Regions from separate parts of the Homo sapiens genome. Here regions 2, 3 and 4 are each linked to region 1. The links are chromatin contacts, found by Hi-C or POLR2A ChIA-PET in ENCODE. All regions are on one chromosome and are shown on one strand. Each heading gives the region's core, a stretch centred on a gene start or an enhancer-like site at or near the end of the contact. The rest is flanking DNA. Distances are from core to core; before and after follow the strand shown. Region 1 holds the start of FOSB (FosB proto-oncogene, AP-1 transcription factor subunit). Region 2 holds the start of HIF3A (hypoxia inducible factor 3 subunit alpha). Region 3 holds the start of BCL3 (BCL3 transcription coactivator). Region 4 holds the start of CCDC61 (coiled-coil domain containing 61).

The links. Hi-C counts contacts between places; a loop is a spot of excess contacts on that map. ChIA-PET counts read pairs that join two places held with the same protein, here RNA polymerase II (POLR2A). Pooled maps may share reads with other maps.
Region 2: POLR2A ChIA-PET joins it to region 1 with 12 read pairs in A673. The contact joins the promoter of HIF3A here to the promoter of FOSB in region 1. POLR2A ChIA-PET finds 5 or more read pairs at or near these places in 2 of 52 experiments (A673 and activated CD4-positive, alpha-beta T cell).
Region 3: a pooled map shows a loop between it and region 1 (11-fold over the local background). The contact joins the promoter of BCL3 here to the promoter of FOSB in region 1. A Hi-C loop is called at or near these places in 1 of 168 maps with a recorded cell type or tissue (naive thymus-derived CD4-positive, alpha-beta T cell), 2 of 37 single-sample maps with no recorded cell type and 10 of 50 pooled maps.
Region 4: a loop to region 1 is called in a pooled map, with 7 times the contacts of the local background. The contact joins the promoter of CCDC61 here to the promoter of FOSB in region 1. A Hi-C loop is called at or near these places in 6 of 50 pooled maps. POLR2A ChIA-PET finds 5 or more read pairs at or near these places in 2 of 52 experiments (H1 and activated CD4-positive, alpha-beta T cell).

The regions. Positions count from the first base shown.
Region 1 is chr19:45,466,399-45,469,737 of GRCh38, forward strand. FOSB (FosB proto-oncogene, AP-1 transcription factor subunit) reads left to right here and starts at 1,598. Exons shown (of 4, transcript NM_006732.3): 1 at 1,598-2,314. The coding sequence starts at 2,189. RefSeq lists a silencer at 1,235-1,514 and an enhancer at 1,699-2,600.
Region 2 is chr19:46,295,314-46,298,652 of GRCh38, forward strand. HIF3A (hypoxia inducible factor 3 subunit alpha) reads left to right here and starts at 1,729. Exons shown (of 15, transcript NM_152795.4): 1 at 1,729-1,789. The coding sequence starts at 1,764.
Region 3 is chr19:44,746,898-44,750,236 of GRCh38, forward strand. It overlaps BCL3 (BCL3 transcription coactivator), which reads left to right and starts at 1,811. Exons shown (of 9, transcript NM_005178.5): 1 at 1,811-2,149. The coding sequence starts at 1,894. RefSeq lists silencers at 380-859, 920-1,049, 1,460-2,049.
Region 4 is chr19:45,993,590-45,996,928 of GRCh38, forward strand. It overlaps CCDC61 (coiled-coil domain containing 61), which reads left to right and starts at 1,878. Exons shown (of 14, transcript NM_001267723.2): 1 at 1,878-1,915. RefSeq lists enhancers at 1,236-1,425, 1,816-1,995.

The DNA.
Region 1 (3,339 bases), core at 348-2,847:
GTAAAGCTTAGAAAGACCTGACAGGCCAGGCGCTGTGGCTCACGCCTGTAATCTCGACACTTCGGGAGGCCGAGGCAGGCGGATCACCAGGTCAGGAGTTCAAGACCATCCTGACCAATATGGTGAAACCCCGTCTGTACTAAACATATAAAAATTAGCTTGACGTGGTGGCCCGCGCCTGTAGTCCAGCAACTCGAGAGGCTAAGGTGAGGCGGAGGTTGCAGTGAGCCGAGATCGCCACTGCACTCCAGCCTGGCGGCAGAGCAAGACTCCGTCTCAAAAAAAAAAAAAAAAAAAAAAAAAAAAAGACCTGACAAGTGAAAGCTACTAATATTGCCATTATCATTTAAAAAAACCCCAGACACAGGTTTTTCAGGGAGTTTCATCCAACCAGGCAGGTCTCAGAAATCAGAAAAGAAATGGAAAGGGTAGGAAATCTGGAGTTTGACAATTCTGAGTTTGAATTTCTTGTGATGGGATCTTGGGCAAGTCATTTAACCTCCCTGAGTATCATTTTTTTCTTTTATAAAATGAAGATTTTTCTCTCTTAACCTTCCAGAGCTGTTTTAAGGATTACAAATCTTCTACTGAAAGGCGTAGCACAGGAGCTGTGCTTGGCAAGTGCCAAATACAAGGCATTAATTATTATTATTAGAATTAATAATAATATCCCCTCCCTCTTACACATTCTTTGTCTCCGGGTGGATTAAAAGGTGGAAGGAGAGGCTACCAACACCATCAGAAGAGAGGCTTCTCTCTAAGTTTCATTTCCCATCTCCTCCAAATCCGCATCCCTCCCAAACGCCGGACCTGTAAGGCCAGCAGGGTCCAAGACACACATCCTTTGCCCAGCGGGGAAGATTAAAGCTAAAGCTCAGAGAGGGAAAACATTTCCTAAGCTCGCACAGCGAATCAGGACAGAAACCAGGACGAGCCTCGGAATCCCTCCATTACCTCCACTTTCACCTGAGCATCACAGCCCGCTCGGGACTCAGTTTCCCCACCTACGTGACCACACCACACTAATCAGGGTCTCCTTTTGGAGATCTGCTCTTCTTCTCGAATGGGGGCGCTGCACCATCGGTAGAACAGGGTAGGTGGGGGCGCCAGAGGTGAAGGGGACCTGCAGGCTGGGGTCTTCCCCGCCCGGGTCAGCGGGGTCCCTGCGGGGCTAGTCTAAGCGCCTATTATTACCAGCCCCCGGGGCGGCGTTGCACTGCGCAGGCGCGGGCGGGGCGCGGGCGCGCGCGCGAGCGAGCGAGGGATTCCCTCTGACGTCATTGCTAGGATACCAAACAAACACTCCGCCGCGCCGGCCGAGCTCCTTATATGGCTAATTGCGTCACAGGAACTCCGGGAAGGCGGGGCCGGGATCCCCTCCCGCCGAGTGGCCCGGAACGCAACCCCCGAGACCCCCAGGGCCCCGAGGGTCATGCAAGTGACCAGATCGAGTCTAGAACAGACCTCTTGCTGGACAGTGCGGGACTCGATTTGGCGGGGCCGGAGATTTGGGGAAGTTTGTCCAGCAAGGGGCGGGTGACGTAAGCAGGGGGGCGGGTCCCGGGCATATAAATACAGGCTGGCGGGTCTGTGCTTCATTCATAAGACTCAGAGCTACGGCCACGGCAGGGACACGCGGAACCAAGACTTGGAAACTTGATTGTTGTGGTTCTTCTTGGGGGTTATGAAATTTCATTAATCTTTTTTTTTCCGGGGAGAAAGTTTTTGGAAAGATTCTTCCAGATATTTCTTCATTTTCTTTTGGAGGACCGACTTACTTTTTTTGGTCTTCTTTATTACTCCCCTCCCCCCGTGGGACCCGCCGGACGCGTGGAGGAGACCGTAGCTGAAGCTGATTCTGTACAGCGGGACAGCGCTTTCTGCCCCTGGGGGAGCAACCCCTCCCTCGCCCCTGGGTCCTACGGAGCCTGCACTTTCAAGAGGTACAGCGGCATCCTGTGGGGGCCTGGGCACCGCAGGAAGACTGCACAGAAACTTTGCCATTGTTGGAACGGGACGTTGCTCCTTCCCCGAGCTTCCCCGGACAGCGTACTTTGAGGACTCGCTCAGCTCACCGGGGACTCCCACGGCTCACCCCGGACTTGCACCTTACTTCCCCAACCCGGCCATAGCCTTGGCTTCCCGGCGACCTCAGCGTGGTCACAGGGGCCCCCCTGTGCCCAGGGAAATGTTTCAGGCTTTCCCCGGAGACTACGACTCCGGCTCCCGGTGCAGCTCCTCACCCTCTGCCGAGTCTCAATATCTGTCTTCGGTGGACTCCTTCGGCAGTCCACCCACCGCCGCCGCCTCCCAGGTAAGTTTTTGATAGTAGGGGTGCTGCTTTGTAGGTTTTATTTTTTAAGTCAAGGGTGAAAAGAATAAACCCCAACCCCCACAAAAAGGCGCATCAGAACCCTAGATCTGAGATGGAAAAGGCTCACAGCGCACTTTGCAAACTGCAAAGAGTCGGGAGATGTTTGCAATTGGTTGCGTGCGTGGAGCGCAAGGAGGGAACGCGGCAGGGAGGGTAGGCTTTGGGGCGAGGTGGGGGTGGGGTGGGTAATGCGCTGCTCAATGCAACGTGTATGCGGTAGCGGGGCTGAGAACTTTGAGCCGGCCCCGGGACTGCCCCCTGCTCGGGTCCCAGACCTGAAGCTAGCGCAGTTAGGCAGGTGGGGGAAATCCCGGGGAAGCTTCCAGCAGTCTCTTTTCCTTTCCTCCTCCTTCGGAGCGCCCACTTCGGTGCCGGGTCGCCCTCCACCCATCGGGAAGAGGGGCCTCGAACCCTCAGCCGCGCTGCCTCCGCCTCCTGCGCGGAGACGTAACGGGGGACCCGTGCGTAACGGCTGACGCGCTGGAATCCTCCGTCTGACGCGGGGCACGCACGGCGCGCGGCGCCCCCTTCGTCCGCCCCGCCCCTGACGTCCCGGGAGCGTTCTATTTTGGAACGCCGGGGCCACGTTGCTAAGGGAGGGGGCAGCCCGGCGTTTCGATTGGCCGCCGGGGCGCACGCCTTGGCCAATCAGCTTTCCCTTCCTATTTGTAGGGTGCATTTTCCTTCCCCCCTCTCTGTCCCCGGAACCCGTGGTTCCTTGGCGGCTGGGTCTCTTTTCGGCGCCTCTAGAGGCAGAGGGAGGGGATCCCTGTCGTGACAAGAGCGCCTGTCTGCGACCCAATGGATCTGCGAGGCCCTTGCGGGGATCTAGTCCCTGGGCTCTCAGGAGAAGGGGGTGTCTGCTTGTGTGCTGGCGTTTCTTGGAGAGATACGGTGGCTGTCACCCTCTTCTCCAGGCACACACAGACACATTCCCACTCCCTCTGCTCCTCATGCCCGGTTCC
Region 2 (3,339 bases), core at 479-2,978, 830 kb after region 1:
CAGACTGCTCCTTTTCTAACATCCCACCTGCCTCTACACTGAGGGTTGAAAGCTGATTTCTCTATCAAGATTCTTTTGGGTGCAAGTATCTAAAATCCATTCAAACGAATCTAAGCACAAAGCAAATAAGGCAATAGTGAATGAAGCAATATTTGACAAAAGCAACAGCAAAAAAAAAAAAAAAAAAAAAAAAAAGCCCATTGTGGGTTTCATTTGAAAAATCCAAGAATTAAACTGGAGTTCAGGTATGGCTGGATCCAGGCACTCAAGTGCTGGTGTCAAAACTGCCTTTCACAATCGTTCATTTCTGCACAATCTCTTTTGCACTGAACCTCATCTCATAAAGCCTCTCCTCTCTTTGTGGCAGTGTGAGCCCCATCTGCTCCATCTGCCCAGCAATTCCAGCAGACATAGAAAATCCTCTTTCCTAATGGTTTCAGCAAATGTCTCAGGGTTGATTCTCATTGGGCTAAATTAGGTAACATGCCTTCCCTGAACCAATCACTGTGGCCAGGGAAGCAGACTCAACTGATTAGCCAGGTTTGGATCCTATGTCCATCCCTGGAGCTGGTGAAGGCAGAGCAGTGGCCAAGCCCTATTCAAATTAAATAGATGAAGAGGACAGAGAAGTGGTTTCCCAAAAGAAAACAGAGTGGGGAACTGGCGTGAGCCGGGGAGCCGTGTGGATTCCTGGAGGAAGAGTGTGCTAAGCTGTGGGAACAGCAAGTGCAAAGGCCCTAAGGTGAGCAACTTGCCTGGCAAGTTCAAGGTTCAACAAGGCCACTTCTGCTGTAGTATCCTCTTCCCTGCCAACCAAATCCAGAATAGTGGTCCAACACACACACACACACACACACACACACACACTCTGTTCCTTATCCAACTGTAATGCTTTCACCCTTGCTTGGTACCTTTGTACTTCTCCCTTCATAGTCGACTAGTTAAAAAAAAATACATTTCTCGGCTCTTTTTTGAAGTAGGTGTGATTGAGTTAAAACATATTTACTTGACATAAGCTTAATTATTCATCAATGGGAACCTGAAAAGGGAGTCAGAGAGGCCAAGAGGTTAGGGTGGAGTAGAGGGGGTAGGGAAGGTAAGCTGGGGTGCAGAGGGTGCAGACTGGAGGAATGGGGGCGAAGTGGGGTATGGGACTGGGGTGGCAGGGAGGGGCTGGGGAGAGAGAGAGAAGGGTAGGTGCCAGAGGGCCAAGGATTGTGGAACTGGGGTGGGGTTGGGAGTTGGGGGGTGGGGAGGAGATGTGGGGTACTCTGTGAATACCTTAGAAGGGATAGAGAAGGCAGGGCTAGGGGTTTGGAAGGGGTGGGATTGGAGGTCAGAGGGGCTCAACTGGGGTTAGGAAATGGAAAGGTGAGAAGAGGTGGGGGTTAGAGGCTGGGGACTGGGGTCCAGAGAGCAGAGTGAACTGAGTGGGTTCAGAAGAGTACTGGCGTTGGCACTTCAGAGGCTGGACTAGAGAAGGCGCGTTCAGCCGACGGTGCGGGATACACTGCCGAGGAAGTCCGCGGCGAGGGGCGTGGTTGGGGGGTGTGTATTACACGGTATCCCCCCCTTGCCTTTCCAAGTCTTTCCCTCTGGTTCCGCCTCCTTTTCAGGAGTGACATACCGTTGCCCAATCAGAGCCTCAGGCCTGGCGTGGCACAGCCAACCGCGCGGCGTGGGGAGGAGCTGGGGAGGGGGCTCGCAAGGCCGGGGAGGGGGCTAGGGGCCTCCGAGGGCTCCGGAGCGGCGACTGGCGAGCCATGGCGCTGGGGCTGCAGCGCGCAAGGTACTGAAGTTCGGGGGCAGGAGTTCTGGGAATTGGGGGGCTCTCCTCCTGGAGACCCCTGAGCTGGATTGTTGGGGGGGGTGGGGTTCGCGGGTGCGAGCCAAGAACGCCCCGGGGCGCGCAGTTGGAGGCACATCCCCACCGCACTCTCCACCCTTAGGGACTGCAGGGGTGGGGGATTCCCTACGTCTCTGGCTGCCCCGCCCCTCTGGCCAAGAGCGGCTTCGGGGTTCCCGATTTCTCGCTACCCAAGGCTCATTTACCCTCCTGGTTGGGGGTGGAACTTGGGATTCCTGATAAATTAGGGGTGATTGCATTTGAGCAGTCCCCAGGCTTCTGCGGGAGATATTCGCCCTCCACATATTGATCCCTCTGGCCTCTGAACCCCCCAAAATTGAGGGTATTCTTTGCCACCAGGTGCCTGGGATCCTAGGTGATATGGGATACCCCTAAATGGAGCCTTCCCACATATAGGGAGTCCCTTGGAATGGCATTCAGCTCCTGAGTTCAAGAGAGGAGAGATCTCCTCTAATAGTATGCTTCCTGACACAGTCTCCTAAACATTGGGTTTCCCTAGAAATGGGCAGAGGGGAGCCCCTTTCAGAAGCCGTCTGGGACCCTTCCCAAGAGACTTTTTGTATCCTTTCAAAAGCCAGAGTCACCCCCTTAAATAACAGGGAAACAAGCTGGACCCACTTCCCAAAGTCCAGCCCCTCATCTCACCCCTGCACCCCCATCCTGAGAGACAGGGGAGCCTCATCCAAGCTTTATTTTGGGGAGACTCCATGGCAGGGTGCTGTGAGCCTGCAGGCTGTGATGGGAACGCCCCCTGCCGCAGTACTCAGATGGGGTCATCCCGGGCAGAGGGTGGGTTTCTGGGTTCACTTGCCCAGCAGGTGCAGCTCTGCTGGAACACAGGGGAACCTGTGCCCTGGGGCCGCTGCCGGGGGGTTTTATCTGGCCATGTTCCCATGGGACCCTGGAAAATGTTCTAGGTCCTCAGCTTTCCCTGTCCAATGTGAGGCACCCAGTAAGCCTCACCCCCTTCCCTCCTCCCTGGCTTCTCAGGCCTGATTGGATCCATGCACACCCCATGTTTCTAACCGCCCCCATCCTCTCCCCTGTCCCCTACTCTATTCCAGGCCCTGGCTCTGGGCCTAACAAGGAACTCTATCCCACCCCTTTTGGGCCAGCTGTCGTTCCGCCCCTCTCAGCGCCCCCTCCTGGCTGGGTGGGGGCCCCTCTTGGCTGAGCTCGGGTGCCCCCCCTCCCCACCCAAGGCCGGCCCTTTCCTGTGGAGTCATCTCACCGCCGTGCGCACCCACTCGTAACTCGCACCCGGGTCCTGGCTGCACCGCATCCCCTCCTGCACCCCCTGGATGGCCCTTCAGCCAACGGGGGCCTGGGCGATGGTGAGTGGGCCCCCAACACCTCCTTTCCCCCTTCCCTTCCTCTAGCTGGGGCTGGCTGCCATCCCACTGTGGCCAAGGATGCTCTTGGGAAGTCCCTGGTGGGTACGGCTTGCAGCCCAGAGTGCCCAGTGAGGTAGT
Region 3 (3,339 bases), core at 561-3,060, 720 kb before region 1:
TGTCCAACCGAATTCCTCCCCTCTTCCCTTGCTGTGGCCCCCACAACACCAGCAGGCAGGGGTTGCCATTGGTCCCATTTTCCAGAAGAACAAACTGAGTCTCAAGGCAGGGGATGGCTTGTCTGAGGTCCCACCGGGAGCAAGGGGTGGAGGTGGAATTAACACAGGTCTGTGCTCGGGATGTTTCGCCATGAAGGGGGATAAGGGAGATCCAGAGAGAGGTCGAAAGGAAGGGAAGGGGTGAGGCCTCTCCACACAGCCACTTCTCACATCCTGGGTTAACGATCCACTCGGGTGGGGCCCGAGTCCGGCCAAAGTCCCTTCCCGGGGCCCCAATACCCACTTTCAAGGTCCCAGGGGACACAGAGACAGCAACAGAGATGGGGAGACAGAGACAGAGGGCGGGGCAGGAGACAACCAGAGGGAGGTCAGGCAAGTTTCGAAGACAGAAGGAGACCGGGGGAGAGAACCAGAGAGACGCCGCGTGCCCCCTGGGCAAGTCCGGGGTGCAGCCCCCATGCCCCGCCCCCTGTGTCCCCAAAGCCTCCCTCTCCGCCTCCTGTGACTCAGTGACCCGGACTCAACCCCAGCGGCTGCCCCGCCCCCAGGGAAATCCGGGAAAGCCCCGGACCTTCGGGGCCCCACCCCGGGGCGGGGAGAGGGAGAGGAGGGGAGGAGACGGGGAAGAGTCCCGCCTCCCTCCTCCCTCCCTCCCATCTCCAGCCTGAGTCATGCCCCCAACCCGCCTAGCCTGTTCCCCACCCATCAACCCCTCCTCGAGGTGGGAGGGGAAGTCGGGGGGAAGCCAAACTGCTCCCCGCTCCTGCAGCACCGGCCTCGGTCGCGCTGACTCTGGCCTGGTGTCCGTGTCTCTTGCTATCTCTCTTTCTCTCAAGATCTCTGCGCCTGTCTCCATGTCTCTTTCTCTCTGTGCACCTAGGATTTTCCGAGCACCCACCCCGGTGCCCCGCGGGCCCCGGCTGGGGGCAGGGCCCCCAACGAGTGCAGAGACACAATCAGTGGAGCGCTCCCCACCCTCACCCCACCCCCAGCCCCTTTAGACCCACAGCTGATGAGGCACGTGGAGTGGCAGAGATGGAAGAGGGGAGGGAGAGGAATCGTTCCTGGCCGCCTGCCGAGTGCCAGTCCCTGCCCCGGGTGCGTCTCTTCACTCCCACTAAGGAGGAAACGGCTCAGAGAGGGGAAGTGTTTGGCCAAGGTCACCCAGCGAGTAAGTGGGAACCGAGATTCCAAACCCCGTCCCAGAGATGCCAAGGCCTCCTGAGAGACAGAGAAGCAGACAGCAACTGAGAGGCAGAGAGATGGTGACAGACACAAAGAGACAAAAGAGAGAGACAGAGACGGAACAGAGCACACAGAGACAAACGCGGGGTTGCGGAGAGAAACACCTACTCAGACAGGAGAACCAGAGAGACAGTTACAGACTCAGAGATAGAGATGTTGAGAGATAGGGCCAGAAAGACAAAAACAGAGGCAGAGAGAGCGGCCCTTGGCAGCAGGGGTGGGGACACCCCCCCACCCCCCGACCCCGCCTCCTCTCCCCCCACCCCTCCTTTCCTCTCCCTCCCCCGCCGAGGCCTGGCTGCCCCAGGCGCCGCGGGCCGGGAGGGGGCAAGCGGGGCGCGGCGCGGGCGGGGCGCAGGGCAGGCTGCACCTCAGAGCGGCGGGAGCAGCGGCGGGTCCAGGAAACCCCTGGGGCGTACGGGTGGCCCCGGGGGGGCCGGGGGCGGGGAGGCGGGCGGCCGGCACCGCCCCGGCCGACAAAAGTCCCTTCAGTTCAGCCGGCTGCAGGGGAAGTCCCGGCGCCCGGCGAAACCACCCTCCCGTGCAGCCGAGCCCAGCCGCTCTCCGGCCGCCGTCCCCGGCGGCCCCATGCCCCGATGCCCCGCGGGGGCCATGGACGAGGGGCCCGTGGACCTGCGCACCCGGCCCAAGGCCGCCGGACTCCCGGGCGCCGCGCTGCCGCTCCGCAAGCGCCCGCTGCGCGCGCCCTCCCCGGAGCCCGCCGCTCCCCGCGGCGCTGCGGGCCTTGTCGTCCCCCTGGACCCTCTGCGCGGCGGCTGCGACCTGCCGGCGGTCCCCGGGCCCCCCCACGGCCTGGCCCGGCCGGAGGCGCTTTACTACCCCGGTGAGTGGCCCCCGAGGGTCCGGGCCGGGTGGGATCCACACAGAGCATAGGGTCACCAGAGCCAGGAGGCAGAGCTTGAGGCACAAACCGGTGTCTCTCCAGGGACCTGGGGGACAAGAGGATATAAGCCCAGGTTCCAAGGATATAGATATGAGATCATCGGGGAGCCAGTAAGCTGTGCCTTGGGATCTGGGGATTTGGGGACCCTGGGGGGCAAAGCCCAGGGGCTGAGTGACGTGGGGGGGGGGGGGCCAGGGACAATGCCCAGTGGTACAAATATGGGGGTGTCAGGGAATCAGGGCACAGAGCCTGGTATCCTAGGGGCAAGAAAGTACAAGCTCTTAAGCCAGATGTGTAGCGTTATGAGGAAGCTGAGCTGGGCTGGAGAAACTGGGGTTCCCTGTATCCTGATATTATTAGAATCAAAGGGAGTCAGGGTAACAGAGACTGGGGTTCTAAGGAGACAGATACTGAGGATCTCAGGATGTCACAATCTCAGGAACCAAGATATCTGGAGACATGGGCATTATGAAAACAGAGATGGGGTTCTGAGCACCCCAATATCTGGGATCACAAGGATCCAAGGAAATGAACCAGAGCTCCAGGGACCCAGATACCAGGGGGTCTTGAGGACCCAGGAGAACAGAGACCCGGGTTTCTGGGTACTCAGTTATGTGGGGCCACAAGTGATCAGGGTCCTATTTGAGGTCAAGATCAGGTGGGCAGAAGGGATCAGGGGACTGAGGATCCTAAGATTGGGTAATTCTGAGACTTTGGGTAATTTAGAGGCAGGATGAAAATTTCAGGGGTCTCCAGACAGAAAGCCTCAAGGCCTCAAGGCCTGGTATTGGAGATACGAGGACCTGGAAACTTGGGAGTTCAAGAACAGAGGGCCCACAAGGATCAGCAGATGACGAAGACCACACACTCTTCTCTCCATCCTATCTCCATCCCTGATCTCAAGAAGGGGTGTCCTCTACCACAGCTGTGGCCACGTCACCATCCCCAATTGACCCCCAAAGCTGCAGAGAGCCGTTCTACAGAGCCCCAAAACTTTAGGTAGTTTCTGCACCCTCCACCCCATCAGCGTGACAGCTGGAGAGCCTCAAGCTATGTGCATCAGGAGTTCTGCCACGGCCTCCCAGCTTTCCTATTCCAAGAGTGAGAAAGCAGGCCTCAGTTTTCCCCGT
Region 4 (3,339 bases), core at 628-3,127, 530 kb after region 1:
CCCGGAATGCTTCTGTTGTGTAAGTTACTAACTCACTAGATGCGAGGCCACAGCCTACTAAATGGCATGAATGTATCTTTTAGCGGCTCATTCCAGAAGCATCTGTGTAACAGAAATGTCAGGAATTGAAAGGAAGCCTGCGCGGTGGCTCACACCTGTAATCCCAGCATTTTGGGAGGCTGAGGTGGGAGGACTGCTTGAACTCAGGAGTTCGAGACCAGCCTGGGCAACATAGTGAAACCCCATGTGTACTAAAAATAAATTAAAAAAAAATTAGCCAGATGTGATGGCGTGTGCCTGTAGTACCAGCTACCTGGGAGGGTAAGGCAGGAGGATCACTTCAGCTCAGGAGTTCAAGGCTGCAGTGAGCCATGAACATGCCACTGCACTCCAGCCCAGCGATGAAGCGAGACCCTGTCTCAGCAAACAAAGAAACCAACAAACAAAAAATTGAAAGTATTGAGCCAGAAGTTAGTCTGTGGAAACATTTTCCAAAACATAGTTAACATGTGAATGAAACTTTATGAAAGTTTTTCTTTTTTTTTTTTTGGAGGTGGCATCTCACTCTGTTGCCCAGGCTGGCGTGCAGTGGCACGATCTTGGCTCACTGCAACCTCCGCCTCCCGAGTTCAAGTGATTCTCCTGCCTCAGCCTCCTGAGTAGCTGGGATTACAGGCGTCCGCTACTGCGCCCAGCTAATTTTTTATATTTTTAGTAGAGACAGGGTTTCACCAGGTGGTTCAGGCTGGTCTCGAACTCCTGACCTCGTGATTCCCAAAGTGCTGGGATTACAGGTGTGAGCCACCGCGCCTGGCCAGAAGTTTTTCTAGATTTCCAAAAGACTTCAATAACATCACCAATACTGATTTGTGAAGCTGAAACTTGTTCTAAATTATAATGAATTTTTAAAAAGTTCCATCAACCACGCTAGAGGAAAGATAACTTACTTTTCTCTTTGTAGACAAGGATATTGTGAAACATGCAGCTGAAAAAGTAGGAAACATCACAGAGGTGTGTCAGGCAGAAAATTAATAAAAACATTACGTTATCCTTTGGGATTTTGCAATGTTTGTGGTATTTGGCTCTTTTAAATATGTAATTTGTTATTATTTCATATTCTAAGTAAACTTTCATGTCAGTTTTTTTTTTTCTTTAAACTTTATTTTCCTTTCTTAAAGAGGTCCCTCCTCCCCCATCCCCGCGCTCAATTCCTTTAGCTGGATCCTTCCAGTTCATGACTGATCGGTTTAAAATATGGGTCGTTCAAAAGCCGTGTGAACCCGGGCTAGTGGCTATACCTCTCTGAGACTGTTTTCTTAGTGGTAAAATGGAAATCATAATAACTTTGCAGGGCTGTTATAAAGTTTAAATAAGCCAAGTCCTGCAAAATGCTTAGTGCAGGTTTGGAATGCACCAAGCGATGACAAATCTCAACCTGTCTTTATGCTGAGACCACTCCCCAGTTTCCGGAGCCGCGGCCACTATCTCCCCATGCGCATGCACACCCGGCTCTCCCTTCCAGGCCCTCCCCACCACGTGGGCGCGGCCTACCCTCCCGCAGGGGGTAATAGGTGGAGTCAAGGGGCTACTTCCGGGATTCTTTCCCTTCCACTCTGGGGAACAACCTTTTTGTATGACTGGCAGCATTATTAGCCAGTAGTGATTAGAGAAGAGCCCGACGTTAGGTGCCTCCCCCAACCCATTTGGGACAGCCTCTTCTTAGTTAGCCAATTGGAAGTTTTGGAGGGCGGGTTCTCCTCTGGGGGAGGGACAGAGTGATGGGCGTCTCTTTTGGCTAATGGAAACTTGGCTGCTGGTAAGCTGTGACCAATCAGAAGCGAGAACGCCGGATCCTGGGGCGGGGCTGGAGCTTCGTCAGTTGAACCGCTCGCGAGGAGGGTTGCTAGTGGAGAAGGTGAGAGGCCGCGGGAGTGGCGGTTGCGCGGGCCGTGGTGGAGGTCTTAGGTGGAGGGGAAGGGGCTTCTCTCGGGGGAGAGTGGGCTGCGGTGGGCAGCTGACCTGGCCTTGTAGGAATCGGGAGGGAGGGTGCCCTTTAACAAGGGTAGGCGCTTGATTGAGGGGTTGTGAGGCTGAGCGCAGCATGTGAGTTGGGGGTGATCTGTATATCGCAGGAGGGTCTTCAATGGGGAAAGTTGTAAAGCAGGAGACAGCAGATGGTAAAATATAGAGACGTCCTTGGAATGCAGCGTGGCGATTTAGTAGGAGGTTTTAAGGCAGAGGGTTATTACAGCGCACTATGCTTTACAAGCTTTGATTTGGGTGAAAGTCGTGGGAAGAAGCAATATTGAGGAAGGGAGGGAAGGAGACCTCCAGGGATGAGCATGTACTTTAAAGAGATGTGAAGCCCTATTATGCCTGTGGCGTTTGCTATGTGCTGTGCACCTGCCAAGTGTTTTAGGTGAATTAACTCTTAAACTTACTCTACTGATGGTTAAGAATGTGGGCTCTGGCGTCGGGTTGAATCCCGAATTTGAATCCTGGCTCTGCCACTGATCATTACTGTGGCTTTGGGCCAGTTGTTTAACCCTTCTGTGCCTCAGCTTCATCATCAGTAGAATGACATCATCTCTGTCTATACCATTGGCTAGCTTCACCCTCTTTATCTAATGAGAACTCCCACGTGTGTATTTCCAGCCTGGATCTCTGCCCTGAACTCCAGACTCATATCATGGCCGACTCTTCTCTCTTTGGAAGTTCATCTGACATTCAGACATAAACTTGTCCCAAACCAATCTTGCGATTTCTTCCTTTCAACCTCCAAACCCAGTTGATGGGACATTCATCCTGCCAGGTACTAAGATCAAGAAGCTTGGAGTGTTCTTTTTTTTTTTTTTTTGAGACAGAGTTTCGCTCTTGTAGCCCAGGCTGGAGTGCAATGGCGCGATCTTGGCTCACTGAAACCTCCACTTCCCAGATTCAAGGGAATTACAGGCGCCCGCCACCACACCCAGCTAATTGTTTGTATTTTTAGTAGAGAAGGGGTTTCACTATGTTGGCCAGGTTGGTCTTGAACTCGTGACCTCAGGTGATCCACCCGCCTCAGCCTCCCAAAGTGTTGGGATTACAGGCGTGAGCCACCGTGCCTGGCTAGCTTGGAGTCTTCTTCACTTCTCCCTTTTGTCTTACTTATATATGGTCTAGCAGATCGCATTAGCTCTGTCTTCAAAACACATCCAGAATCCAACCATGCCTCACCAGCTCCTTTGCTACCACTCTGGCCTCAGTTTGTCTCCTGCTCTTACCTGGTTTGTTGCAGTGGCCTTCCAGGTGGGCTCTCTGCCTCTCACTGTTAGGGGGATACTAGTAGAACAGAAGTCA